2 separate regions of the Homo sapiens genome follow, and region 1 is linked to region 2. Evidence: chromatin loops called from intact Hi-C (ENCODE). Cell type or tissue: ascending aorta. All regions are shown on one strand. Each heading gives the region's core, and the rest is flanking DNA. Links, peaks and the distances in the headings are about the cores only.

Region 1 (2,909 bases), core at 261-2,760, 79 kb after region 2:
ATAATTTATCATCCAAACTGGGACGCTTTTGAGAGTGAAAAGAAGTGCTATTAATAATTACTCTGGGATAATAGATACAAACTGGGCTGTTCCGGGGAAATGCCGAGGTATCTTCAAGGAAACTGTAGGGTCAGGCACCGATCAAATGCATCCACTGGGCTGAAAGCCTCAGGCAGAAGGAGCTCTGTCTGTGTGACTCTTGTGCCTTGGATAGTGCTTGGTCTACAGTGAATGTGTAAATCCACAGTTGTCCTGGGTGTGCCTTCTGAACAGAAAATGGCGGGGGGGGCGGGGTGGGGGGCGGGCAGAGTGAACCCAGACGTTCCTTGCAATTTCACAGCCGCAAAGGGGAATCTGTGTTCCTGCAGCGCAGGCAGGTACACGATGCATAAGCGTCTGTGTATTCTGTGTTTACTGATTCCTAACTGTTAGCAGTTAATTGCCATCTGTTGACACACCCTGAGGGGGAATGTTAAGCAGTTCTCGACATCTGCATATATATTCTCTGCCTACATATTTTACTAACTCTTGTTTATGGGACCCATTTCCTCAAATCCATGCTACTGTGCCCCTGATTTTGTAACATACACGTACCCGGTGTCAACCTTTGGGGTTGAATGGGCAAAAATGCCCTCCTCAACTGTTCCCAACACAAAGAAATACTAAATGCTTGAGATGATGGCTACCCTAAATACCCTAATTTGATCATTACACATTATATCAAAATATCACACCTACCCCATCAATATGCACAATGATTATGTATCAATAAAAAAATGGGAAAAAATTCCCTTTTGGGTCCGCCAGAGATGCTGACTGCAGACCGGGTCCTGCCCAGACTCGCCAGCCACTCCATTTCCCACCCCTCCTCCACCCGCCTGCCGGGTCCTTCAGGAAGAGTGAAATGGTCCATTGATCCCTGAGGAGGAAAAGAGCATGTTCGGCCTTTTGAGAGGTTATGGACACTCTGAGTGACACCCGAGCCCAAGCCTCCAACAGCAAGTCCGGCAGCCCCGGGGTGCAGGGGCGAGGCCCGGCCTTGTCTCTGCCATCCACGTGTAATCTGGCCCTGAAACTGACCAGCTCCGACGCCCTCCTTCCTCCTGCCCGCCAGGCGCTTCGTGTTCTTCCCATGTCTTGGGAGAGATCCGTCTCCTTTGACAGACTCAAGATTCCAGGCCGAACTTTCCCATGCCACCGTCCCTCAAAATAGCCCCAGCCGAGCTGTATTTATAGCCGTGTGAGACTCTAATGGGCCAATTTGTTTGAATTTCCACTGCTTTTGTGTTGAACTTACCCCTCTCCTGTGGGCAGTCTCTTCAGGCCTTTATTGATGGGGTGTGTGAGGATGGCGTAGGCCGTGTTCAAGATGGTAGCTCTATAGAGCGTGGGGGCTGTTTTGCATATTTACTGTTCTTTAAAGCCGGTTTTTTGAGAGAGAGAAAGAGACAGAGAAAGAGGTTTCTGTAAGTAGCCCGGACAATGAGAACAAGACCGGCTGTATGCCAAGCACGGGATCCCGGCCAAAACACATATCATTAGCTTGGACCAGCTATAAGCAAGGAAATGAGAAACATATGCTAGGAGCAAGGTTAGGAGTGAAGGACCATGGGTCATTGACAGTCGCCCTAAAACTTTTCCCTTGTTCTTCAGCTGTGGCCTGGCGGTGTCAAATGTCATTTCGACTGCCTTGATTTCTCATGGTGGGGCTGCCTGTGGTTTTTTTTTTTTTTTTTCTTTCTTTCTTTCTCCCCCTGCTGTTTCCTGATGGGACTGTTTTTTTGTTTTTTTTTTTGTTTTTTTTTTTTTTTTTTGGGAGGGGAAAAGAGAACAGTCAGGGAAGGGCTTATGTGATAGTTTTTCTCAGTTCTGGGAAAATAACCTTGTTTCCTGTGATGCACTCTTCAATTCCTCACTTTCTCTGAAGCAACGATGTCTCTGGGTTTTGGATCCATACTGGTTTGAGAGGGGAAGACTGAGGGGAGGCTTTTAAAGCAGTTCTTGCTGTTTCTTTCTTAAATATAATTAGATGCGCCTCATTACCTCACACTGAAGGACTTTTGTACTTTTTCGAGCTGTGTTTTCTGAGATCTTCCGTGGGCGACGGCTTGTCGTTTCCACTTGCAGTTAATTGCATTAGCAGGTATTTTCCCCCCGCCCCTCCCGCCCCGGCATATTTGTCCTCTCTTCTCGCTCTCCCCAAGATATCTGGAGTCGATTTTGCGAGTCCGAAGGCCACACCCAGGGAGTCTGCTTGTGCCTGAACGTGATGAAGGATCTGGATTCCTTTGGCCCTTCCCAGTTTCCCTTTCCTCCACCTCATTCTTTTTTCTTAAAGTCTTCCCCGGACAGTTTACTAACAATGCTCTGCTCTCTTGCACTCCAAGGTCAGGACCCCTGTTCCCTATAAAACCCAGATGAAGAACTGTATCCATGCAACTCAGAGGCGGTCCCTGGAGAGCATCCCATGTGGCTACTGTTCTGAAACGACCACAACCGCCCAGGAAACTCACCAGGCTCCGACACCCAGGTTTGGCCAAAGTCACAAGATAGCCACGGATATACCCTGCCATTCCCATGAAGGGAACGCTATAGAAGTGGGGGCGCAGGGCAGTTGCAAGCCTGTATGGCAGAAAGGGGAAGGAATAAAATGCTCTCCCATAAACCCCTTCGGACCTTCATTCCTTTAAGATTTAGGGAATGGTGTTGGGGTGGAACCATGTAAAATAATTAAAACATTCGGTCCCTGTTTATCTTTTGCTTCCTTCTCTGTGCCTTGTTCTGAAAATAAACTTTGCAGTTAGTTTCCGGGCTCCCAAAATTCCCAAGTGTGTGAGCGTCCTCAAGGCTTTGGGCAGAGTTAATGACCGGCTTGAGGTTCACTGGACGTGTTTCCCCCAGGCGAGCCA
Region 2 (2,909 bases), core at 284-2,783:
CTTAGCAAACCAATACATTCAGTATTCAGGATATTCAACAGAACATTCAGCACATATCCTTAACTGCTCTTAGAAATTGGTTCTGCCGATATATTAGCTATTCAGAGAAAGTGCTTTTAAGTTCATTGTTGAACATAGTGATGTAGTGTCTTGCAATCACAGAATCAACGAATGTTTGAGCTCGAAGATTTCTTATAGACAGGCTAGTGTGAATTAAGGACACTAATGCCCAGCTAAAAAGGGAAAGTCACTTAGTAACTTGCCCAAGAACACGCAGCTAGTGCGTAGTTGAACCAGACTTGAAAGCAAACATCATGATCATAAGCCACCTTTCTGCCACTGCGTGTTGATGGTATGAAGATACCATATATATATTTACACATGCACACACAAAAAAGGATAAAGTCTTGCATCACATAGAGCCAGTTGTCTGAAGAAACTGTCAGCCCTACTGAAACAATATCCCATTTAAGTTTAAGACAGCCTGGTGAGGCCCAGAGCCTCACCAGTCCCCCAGAAAACGGAGTATTGTTTCCATCCAAACCTTGCACTGAAAGGAGCCTGTCAGCAGGAAGTGACCTCGTGAGACAACTGTGGGGAGAGCAAAGGGCCGGGGAGAGAAAGGCCTCATTCTCACTGCAAACAGGAAAAGGAAAGAGAAAAAGCAAGCTCTGTCTCCACACAAGGTTTGCTGGGCTGGCTATGAACTGTTCCAGTACGTTCCATCAAATAGACGCCTTCATAGAATCAAGCCGAGCGCGAACGCCGTGTCTGGGGCTCCCACTCCCGGGACACACACGCGGGCTGGCTTACACATGCTCTTGCTCTCTCGCGCTCTGGGAGAGCGCTTATATGGGCTTCATGAGGCTAAGTAATAAACACTTTGTCTTCACCCTGCTATTTATGGGTTGCTTGGGGCATCCTGTGCTCTCCACTGCCCTTACCTGAACAGACGGCTCATGCAGACCCGGAGTTTAATAGGGACAACAGTAAATCTGAGAGGCTGTGTGTGTCCCACGCGCTCCTGTTTTCCCAGCCACCCATGCTAGTTGCAGAGAAAAGCCAACCTGTATCCCTTCGTTTATGCTCTGTGTGCCCTTCCTGGAGGTGAAATCCCTTCTCCTTTTTCTTCGGGCCCTTGTTTTCTTCCATCCTTTCAAACATCTCTCTAACATATCCTTTTGCTATTTGACCCCTCCCAGAGATCCCTTCATTCTTCAGCAATGGATCAAAGAACTCTGAAAACAAGAACAACCCCGACAGCTGCAAACCACGAGCCCTCACCTCCAGCAGAGGTTTTCGGGAAACTCTGGACGACCACGCGCATGCAGAGGTAAGGGAATGATCCGGTCCTACCTGGCGTTGACTTCCAGGTTCACTCAAAGGCCACGTGCCACCCTTTGCACATCGTGTTTGGGTTGCAAAGGGGAAAGATGCATATTGAAAGCCAGAAGTGTGCCCAGGCCAACAGACGTCTGAAAGCCACAGGGGACGACCCTGAAAAAGTCTGGCAGATGCAGAACCACAGCTGATCACTTTGGTCCGTTTGAGGGCCCCTTTCGCTCAGCTCTTTTGGGGGTTCCAGGGCTCTCAGAGCTTCCAGGTCCTGTAAGAAGAGATGGAGTCATAGCTGCGCCCTGTCCACTCTCGGGCTGTCACACAAGCCTGGAGCCCAGCCATTTCTCGGCCTTGTCTTCATCTTGGGCTAACCGGTCGTCTCCTGCAAACAGACAGCACGGAGAAGGATGAGTGAACTCGGCCTCTCCCCACAGAATACAGTTCGCCATTACAGCGCTGATTAAATACAGGACATTATCTCACCATAATGCCCTCCTGGCGGCGTTCCCAGGAAAATTCTAACTAATCATAAAAATAGAAAGAAAAACGCAACCTAAATTCCATTCCTCGTCTTAAATGAGTGATGTGTTCACTTTTATTTATTTTTCTGGAAGCGAGGCGGGAAAAGAAAATGAATTTTAGGGCTTAGAAAAACAAGCTACTAATAGTACTAAGTAGAGCTGGGGCGGTGGTGCAGACAGCTTAGCTCTAGCAGGGATGTAGCCGGCATGGCACGGGTGAGTCCTGGCCCTGCTCCTGGCTGAAAACTTAAGAGTTTAGAACTGGAGCACCTGGCAGGGCAAAGGCAGGATGGGGTGAGGGAAAGTTGTGGGGTTGAGTGTGGACCCCCCCAACCCCCTACAAATGCACACACAAGCTAGGCGCTCAATAGCTTTCTTATAGCCCAGGTAGGCAAATCCTCTTCCAATATACCTTTGAAAATAATGCCTGATCTTTCTCCAGCAGCATTCTTTTTGGAAACACAGGCATAGTTTAGGTATTTTTCTCCCTGGAAGGTTCTTTCCTGGAAGTTCACCCAATTAATTCCTACTCACACATTTTAGAGATCTGAACAGTAAGAAGCCTTCTCTAAGAACCCCTACCCTGACTCCAGTCCAGGGGCTGGTCCTGTAAACCTTCTCTTCATAACAGCCATGTGACTGTAATTAATGCAATAACTGCATAGTTGATTGTTTAACATGGTTGTCTGTCCCCTCCCTTAGATTAAAAATGTGTTTGTCTTATTCCTGACTTTGTAAGTACTAGGTACAAAGTAGCTGCCCAATACATGCCTGTGTTGGATGAGTGCTGACGGGTCACGGTGGGCGCCAAAGTGGATGGTACCTTATGCTACTTCGGTGGGGCTCAGGTGTAGCAGCAACAAACACATGTAGAACCAGATCACGGTGGGTCCACACCAACAAGGACCAAGGACCAAGCTCCTCCCTAACAATTTCTGCTCCTTCCTCCTGTGAAGTGTTTTTTGTCGTTGTTGTTGCTGTTGTTATTTTTTGATGGAGTCTTGCTTTTTTGCCCAGGCTGGAGTGCAGAGGTACGAACTTGACTCACTG

Evidence for each region. Peaks named below come from ENCODE experiments on the same cell type or tissue, not always from the same donor. Only the 100,000 strongest peaks of a DNase experiment are listed, where the experiment ranks them.
Region 1: it touches region 2 in a loop (4-fold over the local background); 8 of 110 quality-filtered maps call a loop at or near these places.

Annotation. Positions count from the first base shown.
Region 1 is chr16:73,171,213-73,174,121 of GRCh38, forward strand. It overlaps a transcript of ZFHX3 not described here. Among named protein-coding and RNA genes, the nearest start is that of ZFHX3-AS3, 60 kb to the right of the region's middle. RefSeq lists enhancers at 1-185, 256-1,105. In ascending aorta, for the core only: CTCF peaks have their summits at 1,692 and 1,894; DNase peaks (open chromatin) are centred at 1,099, 1,519 and 2,502; H3K4me3 peaks cover 1,321 bases; H3K27ac peaks cover 2,417 bases.
Region 2 is chr16:73,091,879-73,094,787 of GRCh38, forward strand. HCCAT5 (hepatocellular carcinoma associated transcript 5) reads left to right here and starts at 471. Exons shown (of 3, transcript NR_027756.1): 1 at 471-1,107; 2 at 1,203-1,333; 3 at 1,586-1,896. It also overlaps a transcript of ZFHX3 not described here. RefSeq lists enhancers at 1,075-1,575, 1,576-2,076. In ascending aorta, for the core only: no CTCF peak of the experiment used is centred there; DNase peaks (open chromatin) are centred at 673, 943, 1,793 and 2,688; H3K4me3 peaks cover 2,437 bases; H3K27ac peaks cover 2,500 bases.